2 separate regions of the Homo sapiens genome follow, and region 1 is linked to region 2. Evidence: chromatin loops called from intact Hi-C (ENCODE). Cell type or tissue: Caco-2. All regions are shown on one strand. Links, peaks and the distances in the headings refer to the core of each region. The heading gives the core; the rest is flanking DNA.

What was found. Hi-C counts contacts between places; a loop is a spot of excess contacts. Peaks named below come from ENCODE experiments on the same cell type or tissue, not always from the same donor. Only the 100,000 strongest peaks of a DNase experiment are listed, where the experiment ranks them.
Region 1: it touches region 2 in a loop (4-fold over the local background); 1 of 110 quality-filtered maps calls a loop at or near these places.

What each region holds. Positions count from the first base shown.
Region 1 is chr3:108,308,326-108,325,035 of GRCh38, reverse strand. HHLA2 (HHLA2 member of B7 family) reads right to left here. Exons shown (of 10, transcript NM_001282556.2): 2 at 14,295-14,381. Among named protein-coding and RNA genes, the nearest start is that of HHLA2, 20 kb to the right of the region's middle. In Caco-2, for the core only: no CTCF peak of the experiment used is centred there; no DNase peak of the experiment used is centred there.
Region 2 is chr3:108,232,858-108,249,567 of GRCh38, reverse strand. No RefSeq gene overlaps it. Among named protein-coding and RNA genes, the nearest start is that of IFT57, 19 kb to the right of the region's middle. In Caco-2, for the core only: no CTCF peak of the experiment used is centred there; a DNase peak (open chromatin) is centred at 7,647.

The sequences.
Region 1 (16,710 bases), core at 2,801-10,800, 77 kb before region 2:
AGACTTTAGAAGGGGCTAAAAAAAAGTGAGATGTCTGAAAGGAATATAGAATCTTTTCATTGCCCATGAAAAGTATAAAATACCAATTAATGTAAGGTTTTAAGAACCAATGAAGTATATCATAATTTGGTGGTTCACAAGTAAAAGAACTATAGAATGCATAACTTCTAAAGAGGTAGGGGGAGAAACAGAATTACAAATTTGCAGCAAGGCCCAGAAAGAAGGAAAAATTTAGAGCATATAAAAGCCCTAGAATAGATGAGATGAATAGAAAGCACGGAGTAAGTCAGACACAAAATAACTCCTACTGTATGATTTGAATTACCTGACATTCTGAAAACAGGCAAAACTTAACTGTACTGTTTAAGGATGTACACCTAGGTATAACACTAAAGAAAAGCAAGGACAGGATTACCATAGAAGCTAGAAGCTAGAAAGTATTTTCCTTTGACAGAGACAGAGAAGGTAGTGACTTGGAGGGGACATGAAGGAGCCTTGTGAAAGCCTAGGAGTGCTTGATTGCCTGGCAAACCAGGTGGTTATCTTGTGGGCTTTTGTTTTGTGTTGATTCATTTAGCTATGTTTTGTGCACTTCTCTGTATTTATTCTATTTTCACAAAAATATTAAAAGTATAAGGAAGATCTAAATGTGCTGATACAGTCAAATCTTCAGAAATGTACAGTTAATAAAATAAGGCATGGAACAGCAAAAATGCTCTTGTTATATGAAAAAAGCTTACATATTCATATATATGCTTGTATTCACATAAATAATTTCTCAAAACGTATGTAATAATAAATTTAATGTAGTCCACTGCCTCTGAGAGGGGAGACTAGGACTCTGGTATTTATGAGAAGGGGCTAATTTTTATCTGTATGCTTTTACTGTGAAAATAACCTTTGAATTACATTTAATAATAAATAGATTCACCAACCTGTGAATTAACTATTAAGACAAAGTAGGGTTACCATTTGATGAAATCATTGTTTTCTAACAAAGGAGTGCATTTTGAAATCTTAAGTCTGGCATTTTTAACCAAAAATTGTAAATCACTGCTAAATTTGTTCAAAAGATGGGTTGAATTTTCACAAGCAATAAGAAAAGAAAAGTGGCTTTTATTTTAAATGGATACCCATGAAGTGATTATCTTTCAATTTCCCTTACATAAGTGGAGTGGAGATAGGTATAGATAATTCATTTTCATTTCAGTTCCCTTCTAGAACATTGTGATGTTTTCCATCTGCATTACAATAGAGCACTACTAAAAAATGGAAGCAAATTTAGGGTAAACCAAATGGCTAAATGTGAGAATCTGCCACAAATCATGAAATTGTCCTTTAGGCTTTTAGTTATATGAACAAGTAGTTTAGACCAGAATCCAATAATATGAATAATCTCAGTTGTCAAAGCAATTAGAACATAGTACGGATTTCAGGGAAATCCATTTACTAAATAAATGAGAAAAGCACCCATTGTTGACAAGGTGTGAAGAGATGAGCCCACTCAGGATTTCTGGGTAAAGACAGCAGCTTAAATACATGTTTATAATTTTGTTTCTTATCTCCTTAACTCAATAAAAATTTAGGGAAGGGATTTTTCTTTTCAAATTTTTTAAATTTTTATGGGTACACAGTAGGTATATATATTTATGGGGTACATGAGAAGTTTTGATACAGGCATGCATGTGAAATAAGCACATCATGGAGAATAGGGGTATCCATCCCCTCAAGCAATTATCCTTTGAGTTAAAAACAATCCAATTATACTCTTTCAGTTACTTAAAATTGTACAATTAAGTTATTGACTATAGCCGCCCTGTTGTGTTACCAAATAGTAGGTCTTATTCATTCTTTCTATTCCATTAACCATCCCCACCTCACTGCCCCCCAACCACAGACCCCCCCACTATGGGAAGGATTGTTTTTGTTTTTTAAGAAATGGATAAAGCAGAAAAAGAGGTGAGGTCAAAACAAACAAACAAACAAACAAAAAAGTCAGCAAAAATTTGGAAACTAGAGAAAAATGGGCAAGTAGTAACTGACTTAGTAAACCCAAGAAAATGAATCTGTAGTTAATGGGAAAATGTGAAAGTCCACCAACTTGTACCATATAGTACTCAAAAGACATAGGAACTGCTTTGGAACTGGTAATGGAAAAAAAAGAAAAAGACTAAGATAAGAAAACCTCATAGGAAAGCTATTTCTTACAGCCATCCAATGCAGGTGGGATGAACCCCTCCCAATTAATAGGTGAGACGTCCTGACTGATGACGCCATGTACACACCAAGAGGTGAGAACACATTGTATTACATCATGGAACTTTCTAAACATAGTGGGACAACACCCAGGCTAGTCTGGAATGAGCTTGAGAACGTTTCGAAAGCAAGAATGAGAATAAGTAGACTTGGTTTTTATCATAGATAGGCGGTTGGATGAGGGAAAATCCACTCCCCCACATAGGTTGAACTTTCTGCTGTGTCCAGGGGGCAGCACCAGCTTTCTTACCAACTTGCTCAAATATGAGGCAGAAGAGGAAAGAGGAGGTGGGCATGAAAGCTCTCAGCAGTCAAAGATAAAAATGGAGTCAGACTCTTAAACGATTTAAGAAGTTAAACCCCCTAGATTCTCTCCTGCACTCCACTTTACTGAACAATTGCCCCTTTCTTTGGAGAAATCCATGGAGAAACAAAGCATAATAATGTCTGAATTGATGGTCCAGGCACAGATTAGAGTTAAGGTAGAGGTTAAGACTAATTTATCAAACAGATATCTAATGCTGAACACAGAGACCCAGCCTGTATCACCCTCCAGTGACTTCCGCCTGAGAGGCATGGCCCACAGTCCGAGCTCTTAGAGCCTCCAATAAGCTTCCCTCATTCTTAATGTTAAGCAGACATTGAGGGATTACCAGATACCCTGAGGAAAGCTGTCACAGAAGACAGAAATAAATGAAACCAACCTCCCTTACAAAAAGACATCCTGGAGTAAATAAAAATATGCAAGCAAGCGAGGGTGAAAATCAACAAAAACAAATGAAATAAAACTATAACTAACATCTTCAGAGAGATAAGAAAAAGTTACATTCATAAAAAAGGAACAGAATGGCATAAGAAATTAACAGAAAAGACATCTTGGAATTGAGAACATAAGAGCAGAAGTCATTAACAGGGTTAGAAAATAAAGTAGAGACTGTCTCCTAGACAGTAAATAGACACAGAGGCAGAAAATAAGCAAAAAAGATTTTTAAAATCAGGTGACAACTCTAAAAAATCTAGAGAAAAAGAGAAAACAGGAAACAGGGTAGAAAACAAAAGTATTTAAGAAAATTTTCCAGAATAATAAATGAATTGCTATTACTGAAAAAAAGCTTACTGAATAAAAGTGGTGGATGAAAGCATTCACACAAAGATACTCCATTTTGAAATTTCAGAAAACTAGGGAAAAAGAAGAGTCCATCAACTTCCAGGAGAAAAAAGCTAATAGAAAGGGCCAGGAATCATAGTGGCTTCAGACTTTGCAACAGCATGACTTGCCAGCAAAAAGAAAACGCAACCACATCCAGAATTCTAAAGAAAAATTACTTGTAACTTGCAAGTATGGTCAAACTCCCAAACGGGAGGGCAGAATGACATTTTCAGACATGCACTATCTCAAAAACAAAATAAATGTATTACCCATCCTCTCTTTTCAAGAAGCTATGGGAAAATGTGCTCCACCAAAATAAGAGTATAAACCAATAAAGACGACAACGTGATACAGAAAATTAGTTCAAAATAGAAGAGGAGTCAAGGGATTCCTAGGAGGATGGTGAACAGACATTCCAAAATGCTAGCTGGAATCTGGACCAGACTGGAGAGGAGTGAGTCTAAATGGACATGCCTCTGCCTGTTAGAACCATGATCCCCACTGCTTTGGCACAGTCTTTTTTTTTTTTTTTTTTTTTAAACACCTGGAGAAATGTTCTGGTGAGACTGGCCCGGATACGAATCTAGTGATCTTGACAATTTGCTAATAAATTCCTTATTCTTTCTTCCAGGTCCTGCTGCCTAAATCAACTGTGGACATTTATTCATTCTGCCAAAGTGTTCTGTTATCACTGACTTCTGCGAGCTGGAACAAGCTTAGCAGCAAGAAACCCAGGGTAATTCATGCCACTCCCACTGATCACGTGGTTAGTACCTGCTTTGCATTACAGTCCTTGCAAATGTATGGACTGTGGTGAGCTTCATGGTCTCTCCCTCTGAATATACCAGAAAGCCCCCTTATAAAGTCCCAGGATGCAGAAGACTGCAAGTTCATCTTGTCCTAGACAACTTTACCTAACAGCGGTGACCATACCCTCCTCACACAACTAGCTTTGTATTTGCCGCCCACATTTAAAAAATCTATATAATATTTAGGACTACAAATAGTTATATATACACACACACTCTATCATTTAACTATGAAAACTATGAAGAAAACCAAGGGAATGCATAACCCTAAATTCTAGATGATTTACCTGTGAAGAGGGGAGGCATGAAGAAGTATGATGAGAATCAGCAAATGCAGGAGGATTCTATTAGGTTGGTGCAAAAGTAATCGTGGTCTTTGCCATTAAAAGTCATGACAAAAACCGCAATTGCTTTTGCACCAACTTAATAAATTCTATTTCATAACCTTGGTGGAGGATTCAAGGGTTAGGTTTTTTTCTGTTGTTCTTTGGACTGTACATTTTACACATAATTTCACATGCAGAAAATAAAAGGAAAAGAAATAAGCCTACTCATATAGAAATGGTTCAAGTGTAAATTGGAACAAACTTCCTGGCTGACTTCTTGGCAACAAATATCAAAAACCTTAAAATTGGCCATGCTTTTTAAGCCAATAATTCTTCTAGGAAATAGTCTATGAAAAGTTGGACACTGCAAAGTATACAGATTTGCTAAATCAGAAACAGTGAAAACTTAGGAGCCCAAAATAACCTATCTTGCAGAATTTATTAAAATAAGTGGGATATTCATGCAATTGACCATTATGCAGTCATGACATGCTGTTGTTTACTGTCATGGGTAAAGTCGACATTATACTGAAATTTATTTCAAATATGCATAGGCTATGTGATATGTACATGCATGCACGGGGCGAATCTGCTCCACAGGGATGGTTAGTTGATATCTGAAGAATCCTATTCAGAGCAAGCACTCCACAAATCTGTGCTTTAGAAGCAGCTACTGCAAGTGCTTCAATGAGAACTAACTCCATCAGTATCGGGTTTGCTAACTAGCAAAAGAGATACTCAAAATATTTTATTGTTGGAAAAATGTACAAGCACATCTGCTCTTGCATTAATAGGAGTATGATAGAAACCGCAAGAGCAGTTAGCACTAGAATATTTTAGTGTCTGCCTCTAGTAAACTTGTCATGAAAGGAACTTCAAGTACCTAAAAGAAACGAGCTTGGCACATCACCAAGTTTTGCAAGAACAGGTTTTGTGACTCTTTATGGTCACTTGGTAAATGTGTGTGTGTGTATTATTTTGGGTTCTTCAGAGAAGCAGATGCCAAGACAGAATTATTGCAGAAGATTTATTGGTAGAATATTCAAGAAGGACAAGGAGAAGGAGCTGAAGAAGGCAAGAAGAAGCTTAAGATCATAATAAAGTTCTAACACTTGAAAAGAGTCGAGGAAGGAAGGAAGATCAAGTGGGAAGAGTCTCAGATTAGAGTGGGGTTCCAAGAAAGCTTCAGCCTGACCAATGGAGAAGTTGTATGCCAAAGTCATATGACTCTATTTTCCTTCTTTAAGTCAAGTACATGATGTGGTGTGAGAAAAAAAAAAAAGTATTTTACTAGCTATCACTATGGTTTCTTTTAGGGTCTTTGCCTCTTTCCCACCCAGGCCCTCATATTCTGAACTATCTCATCAAGGCATGTTCCTAAGGTACCATAAATAAGAAATAAACAGGAATTTCGGATGTGGGAAGGAGAGAAGAGAGAAGGAACAGAGAAAGAGCATAGGAACAAGGTAGTCAGTGGCCAAAGAACTTAGAGCTACCTTGTGAGTGATATTGTATGTGTTTGGGGAGAATGGAGCTATTTGCGAAGTGGAGAAAAGGAAATAGCTACAAAATGAAAGAAATGAGATGTCATAACCAATGTTGACAAAGAGACAAAGATAAATATGAATCTCTGGGGAATTCCAGGAATCTTGGAGAATGCACTTCCATATGGTGTAGGATGGAAGTAAAGCTGATCTAAAGTAGGTTGTAAGAAGCAGGATCAACACAACTTATAGCTTAAAGACAGACACAGGCAAAATATATGTGGGTAGGAAAATATTTGACAGCATGAGTAAAATGTTAGTATTGTTTCTTTACATGATAGAGTTGTGATTTTTTTTTCTTCTCCATTTTCTAATTTTTCCTCAATGAACATGAATTAGTATAATACGAAGAAAAAGATGTTGGGGGAAAAGGAAAATAATTTGGGTGATTTTTTATTTCCAGGAATTAGACTGAGCATTAGCTAAGTGCAGGCATTGTTTTCAGCATAGTTTCCAATATAACTGGTGAATTATAAGAGAACTCCATAGAGAAGGTCAGTTTACCCTGTAACCCATGGATGGATGCACTTTGCAGCTAATGCATCCTGGTAGACATATTTAGGAGACCATGTTTGTCAAAGTGGAATTTTTAGTTAGGATTTTATCCATGGCCATTGATGATGACTGGCTATACCCTCCATGAAAAGTTATTGTCTAGAACCATTCTATTCTGCTTTATAGTGAGGTCTGAAGAAAAATATTGCTCCATAAGGACCAAATTCAAAATTGGCTACAGTCAAAGCTAATATTGAATTTTTTTTTTTTTTTTTGAGATGGAGTCTCACTCTGTCACCCAGGCTGGAGTGCAGTGGCATGATCTCAGCTCACTGCAACCTCAGCCTCCTTGGTTCAAGTGATTCTCCTGCCTCAGCCTCCTGAGTAGCTGGGATTACAGGCATGTGCCACCACGCCTGACTAATTTTTTATTTTTAGTACAGACAGGGTTTCTCCATGTTGGTGAGGCTGGTCTCGAATTCCCGACCTCAGGTGATCTGCCTGCCTCAGCCTCCCAAGGTGCTGGGATTATAGGTGTGAGCCACCATGCCCGACAATATTTTCTTTAATAAGTAATCTCCCAGGCTGGGTGCGATGGCTCACGCCTGTAATTCCAGCACTTTGGGAGGCTGAGGCGGGCGGATCACAAGGTCAGGAGTTCAAGGCCAGCCTGACCAACATGGTGAAACCTTGTCTCTACTAAAAATACAAAAATTAGCCAGCTGTGGTGGTGCGTGCCTGTGATCCCAGCTACTTGGGAGGCTGAGGCAGGAGAATCGCTTGAACCTAGGAGGCAGAGGTTGCAGTGAGCCAAGAACGTGCCACTGCACTCCAGCCTGGGCAACAGAGTGAGACTCCATCTCAAAAAAAAAAAAAAAAGAAGTAATCTCCCTACTATCCTAGGCTACCTCACCCTCTTACAGATTTGATTAATCAGGATTCTATTAGTAAACTTACATCCTGCCTATGTAAAATAATAAAGTACCAACCTCAAGGGCTGGGACATCCAGATGTTCCCTTCTTCCCTCACTGCTGCTCAGTCCTCCACTTGCCTGCTTAATTTCTAAAGCCTACATAGCCATCTTTAATCAGCAACAGCTGGGACTTTAGACCACCCTACTAGAGGATAGTGAAGAATGTGTCTATACTTTAAAAAAATCCTGGTTAGAAATGTCACAGAGATCCTAGTTGCACACCGTATATCCACTTCTACAGATTCGTTAAACTCTACCCTTGGATTAAGCTGGATCACAGGAAGAATATGTGCTGTCACTGGCCACAGTGTCTTTCTATAAAGACAAAAGGTTCCCCTTCTTCCAGGTAGACCCTGCCTCCTACCATGGTACATGCTTTGGTGAGAGGAACCAGGACTGGATTGCAATTTCTATTTACCCCATGAGCCTAGTACACTGTTCAATCTGGATAACTGTCCACAACAGCCATGATTTTTGTGCTTAGAAGACATTAACTTAGTCCCATGAAGAAATCCTGTCACTAAGTCATGCTTCACCTCTAAACTTTTTCTATCCTCCTATCTCTCCAGCCATATTTATTGAGGGTCTTAGTGGACCAATGTTCACAGCTTTTTGGATTTCATGGACCAGTTAAATTCCTAAAGAAAATGGTTTTCGTGAACTGACATAGGGTTGCCAAATTTTATTTGGAAAAAAAAATAGGGCCTAAAGCGTGCGATTTAGTAAGCATAGTAATTTCAAAATAAAAGCCAATATTTCTGGAGAAATAAAAGCTGTTTACCTAAATCCACATTTTTTCTTTGATAAAGTAAAGCTTAATCAGTGCATTGGGATGTGGTTGACCTAGCTGTAACTGTCTCCCTTTCCAGCATCCTCTGGGCCCTTCTCTTCCAAGGTACACCAGTTGTCTGCAGGTTCTCCAGCCTACCCCATCACTTCTCTTGGTCTCTGAACCTGGGTGATGCCTTTTAATCTTTCAGGTCTTAGACTGGGGAGTCAAGGAAGGATTCTAAGCCAGAGACATTTAAGCAAATTTAGGAACTCTTACTTTTCCATAAATGATACAAAAGCTAAGCATAATTAGTTATATATCGATAGATTTAATATTTATCATGCCTACTATACTGTGAGCTTCATGAGAATAGCATTCATGTCTATGTAGTTTTGCCTCTGGCACCTGACCCAGTATCTGGCCACCTTAGTACTTGTTTTTAACCAGAGGAACTTCTTCCCTTCTTTCTGAATATTAAAGATTTTATAATTTGTTTCTCACTTTGCCCTGTTTCCAAGAATCTTAGACACAGGATTATACTTTATCACAGCAACTGTGTTGACTTTTCCGGCTGGAATATTTACTCTTTCCTCTTTCATCTTTTTTTTTCATTTTTTTTTTTTTTACTGTTTGTCATAAGCTGTTCTAAGCTGTTTCAAATTTCAGAAACATGTAGGGTGTAAATAAATAAATAAAAGCCTTATAATGCAATAGCTCACCTGTTCCTGAAATAAAATGCTGACATTTCAAATGTTCCTTATTGTAAAGGTTAGATGACTAAATATATTCCTCTTCTGCTACCTTAGATTACCCAAATAAACATCCAGCACATATAAACCACACAAATAGACCAGGCTTGTGAAGGAGGTAGCTTTAAGGGCCAGGTAGATGTTTGAAAAATCAAGATAAAAGAAAACGCAAGGTATAGCATTCTAGTTTAAAAACAAACAAACAACCATAAGAAAACTACCACATATACTTCTATTTATGCTTATTATATGCCCTTTTAAAATACCAAGAGAAGCCAGCTGCCAGCTGGGGTGCTTTCCAAAAATTTTGAACAAGCATCACGACTCTATTCTCCCATGAGGCTTATATAGGTCTGCTCTTAACATTCTAAATGGATTAGAGTAGCTATCTCTAGTTTGGTAAATAATACTTAAAACTGGGCCAAACATCAATCAAGCTTCAAATTCTGATTATTTTCTAATAAAGAGGATTTAGCACAAAATATACAGAAGGCAACATATCCTAATTGGCTTAATGACGCCTTTAAGACATATATCACATGCAATGATAGGGTAGTTGCTCTGAGAAAGTATACTGACATGGATCCTGGACACACGTTTAAGCTATAAGAGACTGTAATTCCCATTCTATGGAACAGGATCCATCTTGGTCATATCTGAGGGTTCTCTGATAGCTGAAGTTCTTGTCTCCAAAGCTGCAAGTCTCAATCAGCATGCACAGCACTTTTATGGAATATCCAGGGCTCAGCTCTGAACTTAAGGCTCTTCTAAGGGCAGAGAGGCAAGAGGATGCACCCCTGGCACACACTTGCTGAGCCCCCTTGAATTTAATTCCACAGGGTGAGAGCCTCTGATAAAATGCTTAACGTGGGTACAAAAGCACCATTTCCCACCCATCTGGGAAAATAAGGGTGTTTGTTCTACTGAAGAGCTGAAAATAAATTTTGGCCCGGAGCTTGATATCTTGCTTAGTAGGACAGCAAACTTTCTATTCAGATAAGTAGGGGAAAAAATCCCAATTCAGAGTGGCAGGCTTCTTTGACAGTGGTGACACCTGAGCCTTGGGGTCAACCCAGTGGGTGTTTCAGCAGGAAGCAGTGAGAGCATGGGCTCTGGAGTCAGGCTTGGCTGTGACTTATAGCTCCAAAATTTACAAGTGAGATGACTTATAATATGATAATCTTTAAACTGTTTCCTTCCTTGTGAAATGGAGGTTCAAGGTGGCAGTGGATAAAAATAATGTATTTCATCCACACATCAATCGATGAAGTAAAATGTCTGGCTCTATAATAGGTACACAAATATTCGTTCACAGCCTACCGCCCTCTCCTCACCTTCCCGTCTTCTCAGCTTTCCTTTTGACCGGGGAGGTTGCAGGTGACATGGAGAGAGGAGCCATGGTGTGGCCAGGCCCAGCCTCAAGGTATCTGGGGTCAGGAAAACCCCTCCCCATCCCTGCCAATCTTCCTCACTGCCCAACAATATTCTTATCCTATTTAAAAATTGGGAAGCAATGAATTTCAATAACTTCAAGAAAAGATTCAAAAGGGGAAGGAATCCACAAAATGGAAAAAAGGCCAGCCTAAGGATGTAGGAGTAGGAATTTTTTTTTTTTTTTTAAGAGACAGTATAGGGCCATGGATTTGCTTTGCTCCTGCTGACAAGATTAAGTGCTCACAAGAATATGGAATGCAGTGCTACAGTTGTTCCCCCAATCTCCTCCATCTCTTTCTCCTTTGACCTCTTTCTCTGTATCAAGTATTCATAGGCACAAATCTTAGTACAACAGATTGCCAGCTTGCTAGTGTTTGTGTGCACAAAGATAAAAAAAAATCAATCTGAACTCCACACAGCAGAAGTAAAGGTATATACAATTATGCGACATCACGGTGTGTACTAGAGTTAATGCTAGGAATGATGGAACTCAGAAGAGAAAGTGATACCTCCTCTGTAAATTGATCATAGTCCCCAAAGATAATTAAATAGTGCATTTTAAATTAAGAAGGACTTAGTTGGGGTCTGGAGACAAAAAGGAGGGGTCTGATGAAGTCATCATAACCCTGAAAGATGTATGCTCGGAGTTCAGTTCCTGAACACTCTTAGCTTCGATTTCCACGCTAGTAAGTTAGGACTGACTTGCCCAAGGTCACAGAGGTTAATGTCTATGTGGCAAAGAGTCAGACCTTACTCCATATCCAGTCTTTTCACTACCCCATGGATATAACTACAGGTAGGGTCCATACAGGACACCTGTTGTGCAGGACTTCAACCTACTTAGTCCACCTCTTACTCCAGCCACATTGTAGCAGTCAGTTCTGTGAAGGTTTTAACCGGCAGCTACAGGGGCAGTCAGTGGCATTTTGCCTTGGTGCTGCACCACTGCCCAAAGAGCTCTGAAGCAGAGATTGAGAGCACCACAGGAATCCTCTCAGCACCCCCACAACACATGCACACACAACCCAGAAAGAGAGGAGGTAATATCCGTGGGGGCCCTGGAGAGGATGAATAAATGCTCCCACTCCTTGCCCTTGTTGAGTGGTTCTGAAACATATTTACTAATGTTCTCCAGAAAATCCCCCGGGATTAAGCATAGTTCCCAATGGTTGGGATCCAATCAGTAACACATCTGTGTTGACCTTCCCTCACTGCTGGTTTCACTCCCCCGAATCACAATCCTGCTCGTTGGTACAAGACTACCCACACCAGCCTTTTTCCAAAATAAAGAATTGTGCATGACTCAAGCCTGAGAAAAACTGTCTTTATATAATTATCTCACAGAATATATATTTCTAGTCTTAAAACAGACTTGCATTTCTAACTACCCCACAGGTATTGATACTCTTGAAAACTCTTGGAATGCCATATTACACTGGTCAGAAGTACAGTATCATCCTTTTGCCATGAAAACTAGCCTCTCCAGACCTTAATTTTGGCAAGGCACCACTTTTCTCCTTAATTTCAAAATGTTGAGTCCTCCCACAACTGTTCGTTCCTCAAGAATGTTCAGCTGTTGTGTTTTTTTAGTTTCATCATCACTACATTGAAGCTCTGTTCACAACCTCCATTTCACCATCTCACCAGATTAAACAGATTTTCTCCATTCCCTCTGTAAAATATACTCTTAGTTCAGGTTCCCTTGAGGCAGAGCCAGAAATGGTGATTATCATGCAGTGGAATTACTGAGGGTGAGCTTTCAGGAGAAAATTGTAAGGAATCAAGGAAGTAGGACAGAGAAAGGGAAGAAGCCAAGCAAAAAATGAGCTTGGCTGAGGTCTGGTCTCTATCTCATAGCATCAGGAGCACTGGAACCTGAGTGGCACCACAGACTTGCTCACCCTTGCTGCAAGGGGCCAGCTTGTCCTCAAATCAGCCTGTCATTGGGCATGGGCCACCCCCGGGGAAACATCATAGCTTCCCAGGCATCTCTGGGCAAAGGTAAATCTCTGGAAGAGTGTATACAAAGGCCATTAGCAGCCAGCACTCACAGCAGCTGGAGTTTGGGTGCACCTGCCTAGAAAAGGGGATCTGGGCAGGACATCAACAGGCCCTACTGTTCATACTTTTCCCTGTCCCTTGACATAGCTAGTAGTCTGCAAGGTCCAGCCAGGGAGCAGAAACACCACAGGTTTTTGATAAAGAAGAAATTTATTATCTTACAGAAAATTGGCCACATGGGTGATGGCTGGGAAGCAATAGGGGTGAGTGAGGCAATCCAGAAATTAGCAGTAACAAGAAGCTGCTATAACCCATAAGGCTGGAGGGATAACAGAAGAAGGAACTGGTGAGAGTCTGGACCGTCTGGGGGGATTAGAGCCACTAAGAGGATGCAGAAGAGAGGCAGCCTCTGGCAGGACACCTCAGGAAGTAAGAATGGTGAATGGGGGGAACGTGGCTTCTTCCCTCCCCTCTCCTCCAGCCCTCCCGTTTTCCGCCTGTGCCTGCCATTGGCTGGACATACACAGAAGCCAGAGGGAAAGGCAGTCTGGGAAATGTGGTTTCTTGCAATGTGGCACATAGCAGAGTGAGGAAGGGCAGAAAAGAGAACAAGAACTGATAAGCAGACACTGACACACCGCTGCAGTACATCTGCACAATTCTGTTCATACCAAGTGAGTTATATACTTACCAAAACAGCTGTGTTTTGTCCATTTTCTCTGCTATGATGTAGAGTAAACTAGTTTGGGGACATAGACATCTCTTGAGATTAAAATAGAAGTAATCAAATCTATGTCAGGCCCTAGTTACTGCAATCAAATGTGTATATACCATGTATGATTTCTCTAGCTCAGTTTCTAGTTCTCAACTATGGAAAAGACCAACCTTGAAAGCTACACTCCTTTCTTGTGCCCAATACCCAATCTTAAATCTAGAAAAAGGGATAAGCTTTTTCTAGAGCTTGGCTCTAGAAAAGTTGGAGGATTTTTGAAGGTAGTATCAAGAATGCAGCTCCATTTCATTCATAATTTTGGCACAGACTGATTTACCATGATGCTCCTCTCACTTGAATTTCCATTTTCTCCTTCTTATATCTGGGTAAATAATACTTAATGTTTGATATTACTTGATGTTTTCAAAATGTTAGCCATCACTTTAAATATTTCACTGTGCACTAAATAACATAAGTAAGCATTAAACATAGGTCCAAATTTAGTTGGCATATTTACATGTGTCTTTGATTATTATTTGCAAAGTTGTGTCAGTACTTGGGATTACTCAAGAGGCAGTTTAGACCAAGGCCATCCCAAGGGGCTTAACAAAATGATTACAGGCTTATTAGAAAACACAGAAAGACAAGCTTCCCAGGTGTTGTTCTCTACTACTTGCAAATCACACCGCTGATAAAAGACCATAGGTTTGTTATGAGTAGAACAATTTCCTAAGTACATATGCTAGATACAGACACATACCCCTATTTACACTTGGTAAAGTGAGAAACAACAGATTTCTGTAAATGTTCTTAATTCTATATTTCTTTAAAACAACATGGAAGGTCTATAAGTTACAACCCTCTACCAGATTTATAGTGCATTTTGGTGAATGGTAATACTATTTCTTGTGCAAGAAATAGTATTTTTGTGTAGGAATATCTGCATACATTTGCCAAAACTTCATTTGTGCTAAAGATGATGACTGAATATGTCTTTTAAATGTTGTATTAAAATTTTTCTGTTCAAGGAATTTATACACATAGAGTAAAATATAGTATAGCAAATACTCACCTCTTCCCCAAATCCAATTCTTGATGGTCTCTCAAGCTTTCAAATCAGCCTTGAGATGTACCACAAGGGCATCCAGTTCTATATGTGCTGAGATGAGAAATCAAATCCATAATCATAACAAACAAGCAAATTTATTCTCACTGCCAATGTGGATGTGGGATGCAGTTCATTTTCAGTGATTAATGACTTGTGAGAATCAGAATTCAGATCATTATACTATGAACATTTCTCTTGATAATCCAAATGAATTACTCTGACTTGCCAAGAAATTTCAAAAAAATTAACAATTAAGCCAGCTGATTTTTTCCAATAAGAGGGGAACAATATGTCATTAATCTCTACAGAATATGATGGATGAAAATAACACAAATATATTAACAGGTATTTTTGATGAATTTTGAATTCTTTGGGTATGTTTCCCCTGAAGGTAATATGTAAAATGTATAATTGCTTTTTATTCATGTAAGACTTGTTTTTCCTATAAATATCAAAACTGGGACTAATATAACATCTTTTATTAATTTAGCCTAATTTCTCTCTGGAAAAATATATTTTCTCTGATCTAGATAAATATAAGCGGTATAAGAATACAAATTTGGGGAGTCATGAGGAGGAGAAAGAAAGTGCTAATTTTTAAAAAGTAGGGGTATGTCAAAAGGACACAGGCATCAACTTTAAAGAGCCTGTAATGACCAAAGCAGCTAGAAATTTTAAGCAGCAAAATAAATTATAATATTAGATTATAACCCAAAGAATAAAAAATCCATGTAATATAAATAATCCACTAATGTGCATAAATGGTTGAATACATAACTTTTTTCCATACCAAATAATTTCAAATAATATATATAAACATACTACCCTCCTCCAAGAGGTGGGCAGCTTAATTTCCCTCCCCTTGAGTGTGGGCTGGATTTAGTCATTCAGTTCCAACAACCAGAGCATGGGGGAAAAAATAGTAATTTTATAATGGAAAACCCTGACAGACATTACTTTAACCATGTGATTGAGATTAACATTATCAGTAAGTCATGTTGCTATTATGTATCCCTACATGTGATAAGGGCACTACACCTGTGTAGTACTCTGCCACAAAACCCACAACCCCAGTCTAATAATGAGAAAAACATAAGACAAAGTCAAATTGAAGATAGTCTACAAATTACCTGAGCATTATACCTCAAAACTGTCAAGGTCACAAAAAAACAAAAAAGGAGAAACTTGAAGTTTGGAGAAGACTAAGAAGACCTAACTGCTACCAGAGCCATCCTAAGCAAACAGAACAAAACAGGAGGAATCACATTACCTGATTTTAAATTATGCTACAGAGCTATAATAGTCAAAACAGTGTGGTACTTGCATAAAAACAGACACATAGACCAGTGGAACAGAATAGAAAACCCAGAAAAAAATCTACATATGTACAGTAAATTCATTTTCAACAAAGGTACCAAGAACATTCACTGGGGAAAAGATAGTCTCTTCAATATATGGTGCTTGCAAAACTGGATATCCATATGCAGAAGACTGAAACTAGAACCCTACCTCTTGCCATATACAAAAATCAAATAAAAGTGGATTAAAGACTTAAATCTAAGACCTCAAACCATGAAACGGTTACAAGAAACACTGGGGAAAATCTCTAGGACATTGGTCTGGGGAAAAATTTCTTGAGCAATACCCCACAAGCACAGGCAACCAAAGCAAAAATGGACAAATGGGATCACATCAAGTTAAAAAGCTTCCGCATAGCAAAGGAAACAATCAACAAAGTGAAGAGACAACCCACAGAATGGGAGAAAATATTTGCAAACTACCCCTCTGACAAGGGATTCATCACCAGACTATATAAGGAGCTCAAATAACTCTATAGGAAAAAATCTAATAATCCAATTTAAAAAAATGGGCAAAAGATTTGAATAGACATATCTCAGAAGATGTACAAATGGCAAACAGGCATACGAAAAGGTGCTCAACATCACTGATCAGAGAAATGCAAATCAAAACTATAATGAGATATCATCTCACCCCCGTTAAAATGGCTTCTATCCAAAAGACAGGCAATAACAAATGCTGGCAAGGATGTGGAGAAAAGGGAATGCTCATACCTTGTTGGTGGGAATCTAAATTAGTACAACAGTATGAAGAAAAGTTTGGAGGTTCCTAAAAAACTAAAAATTGAACTACTGTATGATCCAGCAATCCCACTGCTGGGTATATACCCAAGAGAAAGGAAATCAGTATATCAAAGAGATATTTGCACTGCTATGTTTGTTACAGCACTGCTCATAATAGCTAAGATTTGGAAGCAACGTAAGTGTCCATCAACAGATAAATGGATAAAAGAAAATGTGGTACATATATACAATGGAGTAACTATTCAGCCATAAAAAAGAATGAGATCCAATTAGTTGCA
Region 2 (16,710 bases), core at 4,070-12,069:
GGACCCCAGAAGCCTTCCTAATCTAGCTCCTTCACTAGAGTTAACCTCTCTGGGTAAATCACATCCTTGAAAGTGGCCCCAATTATAATCTGCAGGGTTATCATTGGTGTTGGATTGTGCCCCAAAACTCTCACGCAGCTCTTGGAGAGTAGGGTGGGTAGCATTGGTGAGGTCAACTGAATAGATAGGAACTTGGGTAAGAGCTATTTCTATGGCCAAATCTCCTGGTGAGGATAACTTATTACTTCCCCCTTTTTGGGAGAAGAAAATGTGGGCCTAGCAGTTTTCCAAGAATGTTCGCGTGGGTGAAGGAAAACTAAACAAAGGGTCTCCTTCTTTTAGCTATGGCATGCTGAATGCTGCACAGATATTCACCAATAGGGCTTTATTATTCCACTGGTCCACTGGTCTGTTTCTTCAGTCCAGAGGACTGGGGGTGGTAAGCACAATGGAGATGTCAATAAATAGGCCACATTTTGCAACATTTGAATAATTTGCCCTGTAAAATAAGTTTCTCAGTCACTATGAAGCTCTCAACAATTATACCAGGTTGGTGTAATTTTTCCAATAGGGTCTTAGTTGCTGCCATGGATGTGGCTTGTTGATACTGGCCTTTTACTTTTGGCTAAAGGACATGCCCTGGTAAGAGCATGCAGTTCTGCTTGTTGGGCAGAGTGGGCATGAGGAAAGTTAAATAAAGTGGTCAGATTAAGCAAGTTACATTGGAGGCTGGTAAGGCAAAGTGAGGATAGAAAGAAATCCCTGTAGTTTTCTTGAAAGCTTGTGATGTAAATTGAGGAGTGCCTCAACAGAGCATAGAACGTAGACAGTCAGGGGTGGCCCCATAACTATCTTTGTGGCTTTTACAAAGGAAGGGACAGCATCAACTGCTTTGAGACAAGGAGACCCTAGTATCCTGAGTCTAGCTTGTCCCCAGTTCTGAAATCTAATTAGAGAGTTGGTCAGATTTAAAAAGGGGAAATCCCTTGAATGTCCCTAGAGCATTCCTAGCCTGGATTGAGGGAAGAGGGCTGGGGGAGTTCATCAGGAATTAGTTAAAACCAAATATTAGGGGAACTGAGAAGAATTCAGGATCTAGTCCAGTCTACAGGCAGATAACAAGGACTTGAAGACAATGCACAGGGTTACAATCTAGTAACAAGTATACTTTTGCTTTCCTTAGAAACATAACTGTTTCTCTCCACATTGATCATATAGGAAATCTCAGATTTAGGACCTCTTGCAACTGGAAATCCAAACCAAGGCAAGCTTTAGATTTTACTTACCGTCTTAAGGTTCTTGGGCCTGCTAGGAAGTGACAGTTTTCATTCACTCACTGTAAAGCTGGGAACTCTTGAAACCAGGCATTTCATGTACATTTTAAAATGTGACATTTCAGTCCAAACTTTAGTAATATAACCAATGTTTCCAATAGTATCCTGCTTATAAAGAGAGATTTTTTTTTTTTTACTGGATTTACTAAATAAAAATAAGACCCACAATTTTGTAGGAGTCAAGAAATCAGGTAGAGGAAAAAAAAATGCTTCCACCATTGTTCACAAAGGATACTTTATCCAATTATTGCAAACTATAGAGAGGTTATGACAAAAAATTTCCTTGAATCTAGAAAATAAAACATTTAAGTCATAAAACATTATCCTTATCAATTACTTAATTTCATGTCATTAATTTTGTTTTGCTCAATCTTATTTGGCAATTTTGGACTACAGCCAATTGCAAATGCTTCCAGAGAAGAATTTAAAACAATAAACTGTGGTTGACAAAAACCTAGAACAGACATATTCAGAGATCTGATGAGAATTTACAATTGACAAGGAAATTTACATATTTCTTTGGCATGCAACCATCCAATACCATAATCATAATTATGACATGTATCTTGGCATATCAGTATTTTAGGAATCTCATACAATTTCACACCTCTTAATAACACACTTACATAAATATAACTTGAAGTTAAGCATCATTCCTTATTTGACAGCACTTTGCATATTATTTACCAAATAAGTCTAATCATTTAAAACCTCCACAAGGTGAGAAATATACTCTTTGATGCTCTCCAGGGGGCCCACCTGGAAAAATCTCAAAGTTAATTTTAGGCTAAGAGGCTTGAATTCAGATTTGGATCCTGGAAAATCTGCCAAAGATGTAAAAAATTAATAAATAAATAAAATCAAAGTACTTCCTTCAACAGAATCATATGTTGCTCCTACATAATAGTTACTCATTGAACCAGAGTGACAATCAAAAGACTTCTATAGCAATACAGGAAATTACATGGATGTAAAAACCTTAACCCTTTCAAAGCTCAGTTTTCCTAAACAATCTTTGCTTTTTAGGCCAGTAACCTTGAGCAGGGGAATACATTTAGTAATAGCATAGAAGTTCTGGTTACAGGAAACAGTTCAGACACATTAAGAAAAGACTAATACAAAATCAAGTTATACTGGAGTAAAACATTGCTTTTCTAAGACCTTCAAGATAAACCTGAAACCAGGGAAAATAGACAGTTCTCAGGAAGGAATGTGACAGAAATAGAAACTAATTCATAATTCAGAGAAAGGCTGTTAAAGAAACAGATTTCAGAATTAAAAATCAAAACCTCTCCCAATCTTATTAAGAACAAACCAATATTTTAAGAAACCCCTGTTTTAATATAGGAGGGCCAAAATTTTAAGTTCTGTATCAGTGTGTTTTAACATCAAAGTTCATTGTTTAGTAAGACTGTTAAAAATAATTATTTTACTTATAGCCAATTTAATCAAACCTGAAATTTCTTTCAGAAACTTTCTTTTTATAAACCTTATCATTACTTACTCACATGGTCAACAACATACTTGGACTTTCTGCCTTGCCTTATACTTTATCTTTCTTCAGTAATGAGTCGTTTCACACTAGGACAAAGATTTACTACATATGATTCTTCCTCATACAAACTATACATCTTCACATTTATAACTTTCTTCACGTCTCTCTCTCTCCTATTTGCTGGCTCCCTTCTATCTTGTTTCTAATTTCTTCCTAAATCCATATTTTAGACCTCCCTTTAAATAACTTCCAAATAAGACAAAATTACTCTTTTTCTCAATAAAGAACACATTTTATGTCTTTCTCATAATTTTTTCTTATTAATAACATCTTACTTTTGGCATACCTCATATATAGAATCACAAATTAGTTAGAATTTTTTTAAACTCTCAGTACTCCTAAATTTTATTTAAAACACAGTAAGCACAAAAACTTCCATTGTCTGTAATATATTAGTATTTTATACACAAAAACCATTTTATGATTTTTAGAAAAACATGTTTTCCTTTAGCATAATTTTTACACATATTTATAGACCCAAACATATTTAGTCTTTGTATTAGTTTGTTCTCACTCTGCTAATAAAGACATACTTGAGACTGGGTAATTTATAAAGGAAAGAGATTTAATTGACTCAAGTTCAGCATGGCTGGAGAGGCCTCAGGAAACTTACAAGCATGGCAGAAGGGGAAGCAAATGCATCCTTATTCACATGGTGGCAGCAGGAGAAGTGCTGCGCAAAAGTTGGGGAAGCCCCTTATAAAACCATCAGATCTCATGAGAACTCACTCACTATTAAGAGAATAGCATGAAGGTAACCAACCCCATGGTTCAATTACCTCCCACCAGGTCCCTCCCACAACACATGGGGATTATGGGAACTACAATTCAATATGAGATTTGGGTGAGGACACAGCCAAACCATATCATTCTGCCCCTGCCCCCTCCCAAATCTCATGTCCTCATGTTACAAAACATAATCATGCCCTTCCAACAGTACCCCAAAGTCTTAATTCATTTTAGCATTAACCCAAGAGTCTAAGTCCAAAGTCTCATCTGGGACAACACAAGTCCCTTCTGCCTATGAGCCTGTAAAATCAAAAGCAAGTTAGTTACCTCCTAGATACAATGGGGGTATAGGCATTGGGTAAATACACCCATTCCAAATGGGAGAAATTAGCCAAAACAAAGAGGCTACAGGCCCTAGGTAAGTCCAAAATCCAGCTGGGCAGTCATTAAACCTTAAAGTTCCAAAATGATCTCCTTTGATAGCATTACATCCAGGGCACACTGATACAAGAGGTGGGCTCCCACAGCCTTGGGCAGTTCCGCCTCTGTGGCTTTGCATGGGGTAGCCCCCGCTCCCAGCTGCTTTCATAGGCTGGTATTGAGTGTCTGCAGCTTTTCCAGGCATACAGTTCCAGCTGTCGGTGGATCTACCATTCTGGGGTCTGCAGGACAGTCGCTCTCTTCTGATAGCTCCACTAGGCAGTACCCCAGTGGGGACTCTGTATGGGGGCTCCAATCCCACTTTTCCCTTTTGCACTGCCCTAGAAGAGGATCTGTGTGAGGGCCCTGCCCCTGCAGCAAACTTCTGCCTGGACATCGAGGCATTTCCATACATCCTCTGAAATCTAGGCAGAGGTTCCCAAACTTCAATTCTTGACTTCTGTGCACTTGCAGGCTCAACACCACATGGAAGCTGCCAAGGCTTGGGGTTTGCACCCTCTGAAGCTACAGCCTGAACTCTACCTTGGCCCATTATAGCCATGGCTGGAGCAGCTGGGATGCAGGGCACCAAGTCTCTAGGCTGCACACAGCAAGGGGCCCTGGGCCTGGGCCAGGAAACCATTTTTTCCTTCTAGGCTTCTGGGCCTGTGATGGGAGGGACTGTGTCAAAGGCCTCTGACATGCCCTGGAGACATTTTCCCCATTGCCTTGGTAATTAACATTCAGCTCCTTGTTAGTTATGCAAATTTCCACAGCAGGCTTGAATTTCTCCCCAGAAAATGGGGTTTTCTTTTCTATTGCATCATCAGGCTGCAAATTTTCCAAACGTTTATGCTCTGCTTCCTCTTGAATGCTTTGCTGCTTAGAAATTTCTTCCACCAGATACTGTAAATCATCTCTCTCAAGTTCAAAGTTCCAAACATCTCTAGGGCAGGGGTAAAATGCCACCAGTCTCTTTGCTAAAACATAGCAAGAGTCACCTTTATTCCAGTTCCCAACGAGTTCCTCATCTCCATCTAAGACCACCTTAGGCTAGATTTCATTTTTTGGTCAAAGCCATTCAACAAGTCTCTAGGAAGTTCCAAACTTCCCCACATCTTCCTGTCTTTTGAATTCTTCAAGTCTATAGGAAGTTTCAAACTTTCCCACATTTTCCTATCTTCTTCTGAGCCCTCCAAACTGTTTCAATCTCTGCCTATTATCCAGTTCCAAAATCACTTCCACATTTTTGGGTATCTTTACAGCAGTACCCTACTCTACCAGTACCAATTTACTGTATTAGCCTATTTTCATGCTGCTAATAAAGACATACCTGAGACTGGATAATTTATAAAGGAAAGAGATTTAATTGACTCACAGTTCAGCATGGCTAGGAAGGCCTCAGGAAACTTACAATCATGGCAGAATGGGAAGCAAACACATCCTTCTTCACATGGCAGCAGCAAGGAGAAGTGCCAAGCAAAAGCAGGGAAAGCCCCTTATAAAACCATCAGATCTCATAAGAACTCACTCACTATCACAAGAACAGTATGCCCCCATGATTCAATCACCTCACACTGAGTCCCTTCTGTGACATGTGGGGATTATTGGAACTACTCAAGATGAGATTTGGGTGGGGACACAGTCAAATCATATCAGTCTATCAAATATAAGAAGCCAATCAGCAATTTGTTCTGGTTTTTGTCTAATTTGGAACTGAGCCATAGATTCAACGAGTATCTATTATTTAATTTAGGATTTCAAATTACATAAAAAATTTATTTATAGATATTTATCCCATTTACCTTTACCTAATTTATTTGTTTTTAGCAGTTTACCTAGATTACTTATGAGAACTGACACATTAGACAAAGCTAGTCATCATTACAAATTATCTGTTAATTACCTTATATAACTGCGTATCAGGTAGGTGTCATGAAAGTAAGAACCTTAAAGTTAAATTTCAAAAGACAAACATCCCCATCAAACCAACAGTTTTATTAAGACTTAAGAATAGTCTTATTCTCTAAATGATGACTCAGGCATGTGAACTTGAAAAGCATTGGCTTTTATTTGCTTAGTTTAGAAGTACTCATTTTTTTATATGCCAATTTGGTACCATAGACAAATACAGTTGGAGCTGTACGTACCACCAGATGTAAATAATGATCTTGTAGCATTAATTTTTAAAAACTTTAACCATGGGTTGGTACAACTCCCTACTTTAAAGGACAGTTAGATTCAAACTGTGTCTCTGTCAGACTAGAAATTTTAGCTGAAATTCATCTATCCCACATGGCTGAAGCCCTTCATCAAATTTTAGAGAGAACAAGGTAGCAAAGTAAAGAGGCAGAGCAGCAGGAAGGGGAGGCTAATGGAAGAAGTTTAGCTCTAGTGTCAGAAAGCCCATGAGTCTCTTTCCCACAGCAATTGTTACCCAGGGTTCCTAGATTGTAGAGGAGCCCCTGACCCTCAGGGTCTCATTATTTCTGGTTACTATCAGCAAACTGTGACATCTGCTGGGCTGATTGATGGGAAGCTTCTTTTCCTCCCTCTTCTATCTCCCAGAGACAGTTAGAATACTCCTGTTTCTAATTGCCCTCTAGTTTACAATATGCACATTGTTGTGGCCTCAAGGGTGGATAACCCTTTTGGCTAGGCAGTGGGGACCTTAGGGGGTCTTACCCATGGCTCTTTGTCTTTTCCTTGTGTGCTGGCTGGTTGCAGTTAAGAACTGTGGTAAGCAGCATAGCTTGTTTTCTCATCTCGAGTTGTTTTTGCCCTTCTTGGACTTGGTCATAGCTGTTAAATGCCTTAAAAGCAATCTTGACCAATTAACATATCAGCATTCCCAATTACCCTTCTACTTTTTGTAGTTTACTTGTATGACTTGTGCTGCTAGAGTCCTTTTACAATGTTTCTCATTTCCTAGGATACCTATTCAGGGTCTAGTGCAAGCCACCAGAGGCTTAGAGGCAGGATTGGTGGTGACACAGATCCCACAACTCTTGGCCCACTCTGGGTTCAACTATTTTTTTTTTTGAAACAGAGTCTCGCTCTGTCGCCTAGGCTGGAGTGCAATGGCACCATCTTGGCTCACTGTAACCTCCACCTCCCGGTTTTAAGCAATTCTCCTGCCTCAGCCTCCCTAGTAGCTGAGATTACAGGCACCCACCACCATGCCCAGCTAATTTTTGTATTTTTAGTAGAGACGGGGTTTCGCCCTGTTGGCCAGGCTGGTCTTGAACTCCTGACCTCAGGTGATCCATCCAACTCGGCCTCCCAAAGTGCTAGGATTACAGGCATGAGCCACCACACCTGGCCTTTTTTTTTTGTTTTTGTTCTTTTTTTGCATCAAATGCCAGAGCTCCAGTTTCTGGTGGGTGATCCAGGTTATGGCAAACAGGGCGCTAGGGAGACCAAGCCCTTCCGCCTCCTATGAAAGCCTGTCTCTCGACAAAACTAATTCCTAAAACTAGTCCCACAGTCAGCTATCTAGCTCCAGATTGCCCTTATCAGGACAGGAATGTCTCTGAATCCCCCAGATCACAAAGCAGCCAGGGACAGAAACACAATCAGAGATGTGCTATGCTTGGTCCAGAGAATTACCTTTCTAGTCAGCCCACAGGGCAAAGTTCACTTACTGCCCCAAAGGAATGTCAAACAAAAGGTCCCAGCGATCCATCAGGGTAGGTCCAAGCGACAATCCAGTGGGCAGGACACCAAGCTGGAGGTCGGTGGGAATGGCACCCAACCCCTCTCAGGCAACGTAAGTCAGTTAGTCCAGGCAAGCTGCCTCTGCCTACTGTTTCATTCGTAAGGAGCCTTAAAGGACTTTGGGATCAGGACCTGAGTCCCAATTCCATCTGGGTCACCAGAATTTTGTTACCTACATAGTGGGTTGGTTTGGACACTTAGCAGGTATCAACCAATGACCACAATGAAGGAAGGTTTAGCAAGGGGATTTTATGACTTGTAATAAGTAAGGAGAACACTGGTGATAATTCTCAAAGCAATGTTCCCCCAAGCTGGGGGCTGGGTCAGGTTTTATAAGCATGGGATAATGAGCTGTGACCTGATGGGATCTTGCAATGAGGTGATGCCAGGACGCATGATCTGACTGGATCCTGCCATGGAATGATGCCAGAGCTCTATCTGATTGGATCCTAGATCTTGTCATGCAATGTCAGCTTCTGAATTCAGTTCCCACTCTTTACGCACTTAGGCTTCCCCTGTGGTTGCACACTTGGTTCATCTGGGCATATGACCTAAGGTTATGTGACCTAAGAGTTCATGGCAACTGAAAAAACAATTTACAACTTTGTTAGATAAAAGTTGAAGCAGATTGGTCTGGTGCAACTACAAGCAGATATTGACAGAATATGTATATGATAAAAATGATCTAATAAATTTTCCTTATTTTTACAATAGTATATGATGATAGAGACTTTGGAAAATTAAAAAAGAAAAACATAATGCAATAATCATAATAAAATAACTTCTTAAAAATCTGATTTTTGTATGCATATATTTTTAGAACATGTTGTTTAACAATTTTCGGATCTACTTTTGTATTACATAAGTATTTTTCCATGTCATATCTTAAAACACCTTTTTCAATGTTGCCTAAATTAGCACCCATATATACTGTTAAGTATTAACTATGGACCACTGGACACATTAGATGATTCCAATTTTTTTCTATTATAGAAACTAATTAAAAATTCTATTTACATAAAACCTTGTCTGAGTTGACTATTGATATAGAAATGTTTGTATAGAGGGAGTATCAAAAAAGACAATATACTCTAAAATTCTTGATTTGCCTAGCAAATCCTTTACAAAAGGATGAAGCAAGGTTTTTAAGAAGCTGCTTTTTGGGGAGAAAGCATTTGTTCCTCTTGAATTAATTTCACTCTAACCAACATAAATTAATGTTTTTTGAAGTAGAAGTAATAGAAACTTTGGGAGAAAGTGAAAACACCTCACAATCTATTATAAGCAAAGAAAAGAATGTCAAGCACATTGTGAAAAATGTGCCAGATATAAGAAAGGTTTATTTCAAAACATTAAGAACATTGAAATGCCAGATAATCTATTATTGTGAAAGGCAGTTCCGTCCTGATGGGAGACTCAAACTAAACTCTGGCACCTGAATCACTTAGCAGGTAAAAGAGGAAAGAAAAAAGAGAAACATGTAAACAAATTCAACAACTCAGATTATAGTTTCAGGGAACAGGATATAACAAAAAACAATAAAGATTTGCATTAGGAAGTTGAAACTAGGTTTGCAGAAAAAGACAGCAGTAAAGACAGAATAGACTTTACTGCTTGAAAAATATTTTTAAAAAGTCATCAAGTGAAAGAAAGTAGAACTGTTTAATTTTGATTTTATTTTCTCTTCATAAAGGAGAAAAATCTTTACTGTAAGGTAGAATGGTATGAATAGGAAGTCAAAGCCCAGGATGAATGGAATGAAGTGAAAACTATGGGAGCAAAATTCACATTGCAAAATGTCACAGGGAAGTGTAGTTAATCTGACAAGCAGTAGCTTGTTAAATAGAAATAAGGTGGCTCTGAATTCTTATCCATAGCAACAAGATGCAAGCTAGGAGCAGTGACTTTCCTTGGAGGATAACTCCTAGCTGCATTTCAGAGTCAATGGCGGAAATTTAAAACATACAGACGTACAGCCTCCATCCAAACACCTACGTCAGAAGGCCCATGGTGGAGGATGGGCATCTGCATAGCAGCACAACTGCTGTTTGATGAACCAGTTTTCAATGGACCAGGATCATTTATACCACGTGTTTGAGAAGACTCCCATCAAATGGTAAATTTCGTCCCTAAAAGGATTAATTAATTAATTCTCAATTAATGACATGGGCTTCATAGCTAGAAACTACCAAGGACAAATAGGTATCACAAAATACATGTATTTCTGAATATACATTGAATGTTTGTATTCTCTTAAGACTTGGGTAAATTCAGTAAGTTTCTCAAACTAAACAAAAATCTTTATTTTTGCAGTCTTAATTGATGTCAGACATAGCTGCCCTGCTTCCCCTCTCTCCATAATTCTTAGAATTGGCCCCTAGTTGGGATATAGCTACCCAACCAGATGCTTTCTGGAGTCATAATACTTTTCAATATTATTTTAAGCTTTCAACCCAGTAGAATTTATGCTAAAGCAACGTAGAAGAGCTATTATCTCCCATCTCCACATATATATTCTCTCTTTGATCAGGCCTGCCAGAAGTGAGATAGGAAGATCATGGAGATAGCAAGCCACTTGGCTCTATTCCAGTCTGACTACAAAAACAAGGGGAATACAAGAAAGATAAAGGTGTAATCCTACCAATCTTCAAGAATTACAGGACTAAATCCAATAATTAGATTCTGCACAATTGAAGGCCAACCTATTGCTTTATTAAATCAATTACAAAAAGTATAGATTGGTAGAAAATCTGTTTTTCTAATTGTAATACATCCTTGTTTTGTCTTTAAAATTGTGTAAATTTCTTAAATTACTGAATTATGCAAATTGTCACAGCAAAATCAACTTCATAAATAAATGATATCTATTGCGGCAAAGGACTAAAGTGAGAATTTTGTATTTACTGATAGGTCAAAGCTAAGTTGCCAATAAGGATTTCATTGTGATATAGCTTTGTCCTGAGTTTTAGCTAGTCCCTGAGCCAATTTATTTTAAATGGTGGATTTTCTTATTTTCCCAACTCATTTTAGTTTGGAAAAACTGGTTTCATTCTGATACCTCTGAGTTCTCCAAACAATATCACAAATTAGCTAGCTCTTCATGTATAAATCATATGGAGATTAAACAAACTCAAGGGTAATTTGATGCACAGCCATAAGATGTATTTTGCTTTAGTTTCATTCATTTCCCTTTGCTTCTTTTGTTACTTTGCATGTTATCCATCGTGCAGATAGAAATTAAATACTTTAATCTATAATTCAATATTTATTTACATTTTGGTAAGATTTTGAGAGAGAGATATGACTAGTAAAATGTGAAATAATTTTTCTGAACATCCTTCAGGACAAAGTGTTGTCATTCTTCCTAACTCTCCTACAGTTCTCTTACCGTGGTAAACACATGGCTCTTGATTGCACTGAGAACACCCTTACGAAGTCATAGCTTACCTATTCAAGGCCATTTAATTGCTTTTGGGTAAGAATTCAGTTCCCTAATTCCCAGTTCATAAAGGCCATTTCTGGAGGCAAGTTTAGGTTTTGTTATTTTGGAATTATATGTCAGATTGTTGTTGAAATGTTTATCAACCACCTCAGAAAAAGAAAGAATTCTGAAACAGCTCCCTATAATTTGTTATTTGGATAATTCCTGGATTTCATTAACCTGGATTTAATTTATAATAGATGAGAGATCAAAGAAATCCTAGCTCTTATGGTATGATTTGGTCCACATGAACTTTAGATTTTATTTTTCTACCTTATACACTATTATATATGTTAATTTTGTGTCCAAAGTAGATTTAAGAGAAGAACAGTCAATTGAGGGCCTATTAAGCACCTGTGTACCAGGTGCAGGGAAAGAAGGAAGACTGAAACAGAAGTAAATAGGCAATACAATACAATACAATACAATAGTATTGTATCTTCAATACAAGTTGAAGATGGTTATGATGAGTATAAATCCAGGAAGCTAGCAATGGCAGGAGAGCTGAGAAGCAACAAATCAAGCTGCAGGTTTTCTAAACCTTCCTTACAGGAAGACTGTTGGCTGGTTGTGCTGCCTTAAAAAAAAAAACTGCCACGAAATTATTTGGTACTCCTTCCATCAAAAGGTGAGTAGAGAGTGGCCAAGATGGTCAACTCGAAGCAGCTAATGTGTGTGCCTCTCACGGAGAGAAATGGAAGGGTGAGAAAATACAACACCTTCAACTGAAACATTCAGGTACTTGCACTGGGACTAATCAAGAAAACAATCTGACCTATGGAAAATGAAGAAAAGCAAGACAGGACCTGGGAGCAACATGGAGCCAGGGGAACTGCCTCTGCCCAGGCAGGCGTTGAGAAAATGTGCAACCCCAGGAAACCACACTTCTCCCATGGATCCTTGCAACCCTTGGATTAGGAGATCTTTTTGTGAGCCCACCCCACCAGGGCCTTCAGTCTGACACACAAAGCTATGTGGAGTCTTGGTGGAGCAGCTGCTCAAGCATGTGTGGAGACCCTGGAGCCTTAAATACTCAGACTTTCCAGCAAAAGTAGTTGCAGCTCTGGCAAAGTGGGAGGGTAGACCCCCGTACATACAGTGGAAAAGATTGAATCCAGAGGGCTGAGCAGTAACAGCCTGCAGGCTGTACTTCCATTGTGCCTCAGAAAATCAGACCCACTGTCTTGGAATTTCAGCCACCCACCAGTAGCAGTATTGCACCTCTGTGAGAAGGAGCTCCTGTGGGGAGAGGTGGGCCTCCATCATTGCTGTTTGGGTGCCTTAGCCATTCCAGCCTTCAGGCTTTGGAGAGTCTGAGCCGACTAGGGGTAGAAGGGATCCCCTTGCAAAGCACAGCTCCTCTACCAAAATGTGACCAGACGGCTGCTTTAAGTAGGTGTCTGATCCTATTCCTCCTCACAGGGTGGGACCTCCCAACTGGGGCCTCCAGCCAGCCCCACTGGTGTTCTCCAGCCAACAGAATGTTGAATTCTCCTTGGGACAGTGCTCCCAAATGGAAGGGTGGGCTGCTATCTTTGCTGTTTGGGAGACTTAGCTGTTTCAGCTTTTGGGCATTGCAGTGTCTGAGCAGACCAGGGGCGGAAGGGATCCCCCAGCACAGCACAGCTGCTGTATAAAAACATGGCCAGACTGCTTCTTTAAGCGAGTCCCCAATCCCATTCCTCTTCACTGTGTGGGACCTCCCAACCAGAGCCTCCTGCCACCCCTGTTGGTGTTCTCTGGCTGAAAGAGATTTGTAACCTCCCTGGGATAGAGCTCCCAGAGGGAGGAGCAGGCCACTATCTTTGCTGTTTGGACAACTTAGCCATTCCAGTCTTCAGGCTTCGAAGTGTCTAAGGTGACTGGGGGCTGAAGCAGAAATGTGAATCAAAACCACAATGAGATATCATCTCACACCAGTCAGAATGGCTATTATTAAAAAGTCAAAAAGTAACAGATGCTGGTGAGTTAGTGGAGCAAAGGGAACGCGTCTACCATAAAAACACAGGCACACAAATATTCATTACCGCACTATTCGCAATAGCGAAGACATGGGATCAACCTAAACGCCCTTCAAGGACAAATTAGATGAGAAAATGTGGTATATATACACCATGAAAAACTATGCAGCCATAAAAAAGAACAAGATCATGTCTTTTGTGGGAATATGGATGGAGCTGGAGGCCATCATCTTTAGCAAACTAAACAGGAACAGAAAACCAAATACTGCATGCTTTCACTTATAAGTGGGAGCTAGATTATAAGAACTTAAGAACACAAAGAAGGGGACAACAGGCACAGGGGTCTACTTGAGGTGGGAGGAGGGAGAGAAGCATAAATGATAACTATTGTGTTATCACAATAATACTTGGGTGATGAAATAATATATACAACAAACCTCCATGACATGTGTTTACCTATGTAACAAACCTTCACATGTACCTCCAAGCCTAAAATAAAAGTTTTTTTAAAAAGGTATTTTCGTTCCCTCCTCCTGAGACTGAGTAGGCTTATGACCAATACAATACAGTGGATGCTATCATAAATGATGTTCCTTTCTCACTGGAATGCTTAAACTTGAAGCCCTAAGAAGTCTCACTACCCTGAAGTAGGCAGAGATATTTTAATGCTAAGCTAAGGCAAATCAATTTTGTAAGTATCAGTTCCCTGATGGAGAAAACCTGGAACTGAAAAAAGAGACTGAATATTCTGAGGAGGTTGACTCTACAACCTTCCAGATCCTGTAAGATTGCAGAGGTAGCCCACCTTTCCTTAGTAAGAACTAGTACTTCTGGAGCATCTCCCAGCACAGCAGGAGTCTTGCCCATATAAGGCAACAGATGATGCCCTGGAAGGCTACCTCTATTACCTCTCCTTAGCTCCCAGGCTAATAACTAGGGTTAAATCCCAGTGTAACCCACCTGGGGATGTGCTGGGCCTTATAAAGAAGGAAAGAGACTTTATACCTAAAGAATTATGTGAATGAGCGGGCATATATGAGCAGGAGTCAGTGAATTCCTCCTGAAAGTGGATTTTAGAAGTGCTTGATCAAAAAGGCCAGAAAGTACAACTGCATAAAAAGAATTCATTGACTTGGGAGCACTTTCTCAAGACCCAGGATTTAACACCCTAGCAAGGACTCCAGGGGATGGGTAAACTTACAGCTGGTGTAGCTTCTAGAAGCCTAGCCAATTCTCAATAAAGTGGGAATGTTCAAGGTGCCCTAGAAGTAGGGAGATGAAGGAGTTGAGGCTGAGGAAAGCAGACATGTAGAATGGATATACGCCATAAGGCCAGAAAACCCACCAGAAGATTATGTTCCTCAGAAGGGCCTAGAGAACACACCATTCCCCAAGGCCATCAGGAATATATTGGTGATAGGAGCACTAGCACCACTAAGGAACTCTATGATGGTTCCCTCTGTAGGCAAGGGATGATGATACTAGAGGCAGTCACATAGCTGGCCTGATTAATATCATTAAGATGATGGGGCCTTGATGTACTAGAGGCCAGATGGCAGCACTTATTATCAGGAGGCAGGAGGCTGTAATTACCATAATGACTGGCAAGGCCAGGGGGCGGCCAAGGCTGCTTGACCCACAGGGAATTGTGGAGATGGTTAACAGAGCATCATAGTTCTAGGGGCAAAACAGATGGGCAGTTAACAAGGGTGCTGCTTAACACTACAATGAAATAAAGACAAGAATGGAGGAGCAGGATGCTGGGTGGCTGCCCAACAATGTCACAGTTGCTTGCTTGGTCAGTTCCCAGACCACAACAAATGTTCACATCTATAACCCATAGGCTAAAGAAGGGCCTGGGGCCTTAGAAGAACTCTGCCTCACCACAGCAACTATGTTTCATGACAACAGAGTCCTTGAATGCATGAATAAAACTGATACATTTGGCAAGTAAAGTAATCCCCACACTAGGTTTCTAGCCTGTGGAGTAAGAGCTGTTACAGCGGGAACAGCCAAATGGAAACCTCTGAAACTGCCATCCCAAAGCAGTGAATAAATAACAATATAGTATCACCTGGAGAGGCAAGGCAAATATATGTGACAGCATTAAAGATCTGAAGGATGCAGGAATCGTGGTTCCTATTGTATCTCTATTCAATTTGCTACTTTGGCTCCTTCAAAAACCAGATGGCTCCTGGAGAATGACTGTAGACTATTACAGAATCAACCAAGAAGTATCCTAGTTTGTAGCTATTGTGCCCAGCGTGGTATCCTTGATAGAACAAATATGTCCTCAGATACACATTATGCAGGCACTGATCTAGTGAATGCATTCTATTTAAGCCCAATCAGGAAAGAGGATCAGAAACAGTTTGCATTCACAGGAATAGACACTATCTATTTAAAGTTTTCCTCAGAGCTGTGTTAACTGTCCTGTCCTCTGTCATAACAGAGTCCGAAGAGATTTGGACCTCCAGGACATTCCATAGAACATGACACTGCCCCATTATATCTGTGACATGATGCTGATTGAGTGGGAGCAAGAGGTGATTAGTATGCTAGAGGCCTCGGTAAGACGCGTGCACTCTAGAGCATGAGAAATTAACCCAACAAAGAGTCAGGTGCAGTCACTTCAGTTAAGTTTTGGGGATGCAGTGATTGGGGGCCTGCTGAGACAACCTCTCCAAAATAAAAGACAAACTATTGTATCTTGCATCTCCTACACAAAGAAAGAAGCACAGCATTTTGAAAGCCTTTCTGGTTTCTGGAGGTAACAGATTCCAAACCTAAGAATATTGATCTGGCCCATATATAGGATGATGCAGAAGGCTGCCAGCTTTAAGTGGGAGCCCTTAGACTGCATGGCAGCATAAAGCAAGCACTTCCACCCAAGCTTGCTTCCCTTTACTCTTCACTTGTGAACAGCCTTGCATCAAAATCTGACTGTGGTCCCTTCCCATGTTCTATCCCAGGCAAATAGCCTAATAAAATTTTTACATATCTAATCCCATTTTGGCCTCTGCTTCTTGGAGGACCCAACCTAACATAAATACTTTGAGAAAGGTCACAAAAGATAAAAGAATAAGAAATCACTGCTTTTTTTTTTTTTAAGAGGCTATAGAGGAAACAAAAGGGAGGACTAAAATTTACAGTATGAAGAGAGGATAATTATATAGGGTAGGACAAAATGACGACAGAATATGTGTAGCATTCCTATCATTAAATTTTCTCCAGTTTCAACTGGGGAAGACCCCTTGTCTGGCATGAGGGGTTAATCATAGGGCCATTAGCATGACTTTAGTGGTATTGACTGCAGAGCCAGACAAAGGTGTAAAAGATACAGAATCCAATCAGCCACCATTAAAATATCATTAAGAATTGTGACTCAGCCAGACAGGAAGATTGTTAAATAAATGTTTCAAACAGATAATAAAGGATTAATACAGGAAGTTAGTTGCTGCCTGGGTAGAGGGTTGCAATCTCAAATCACAGGAAAGTAATTTAACTAATTTT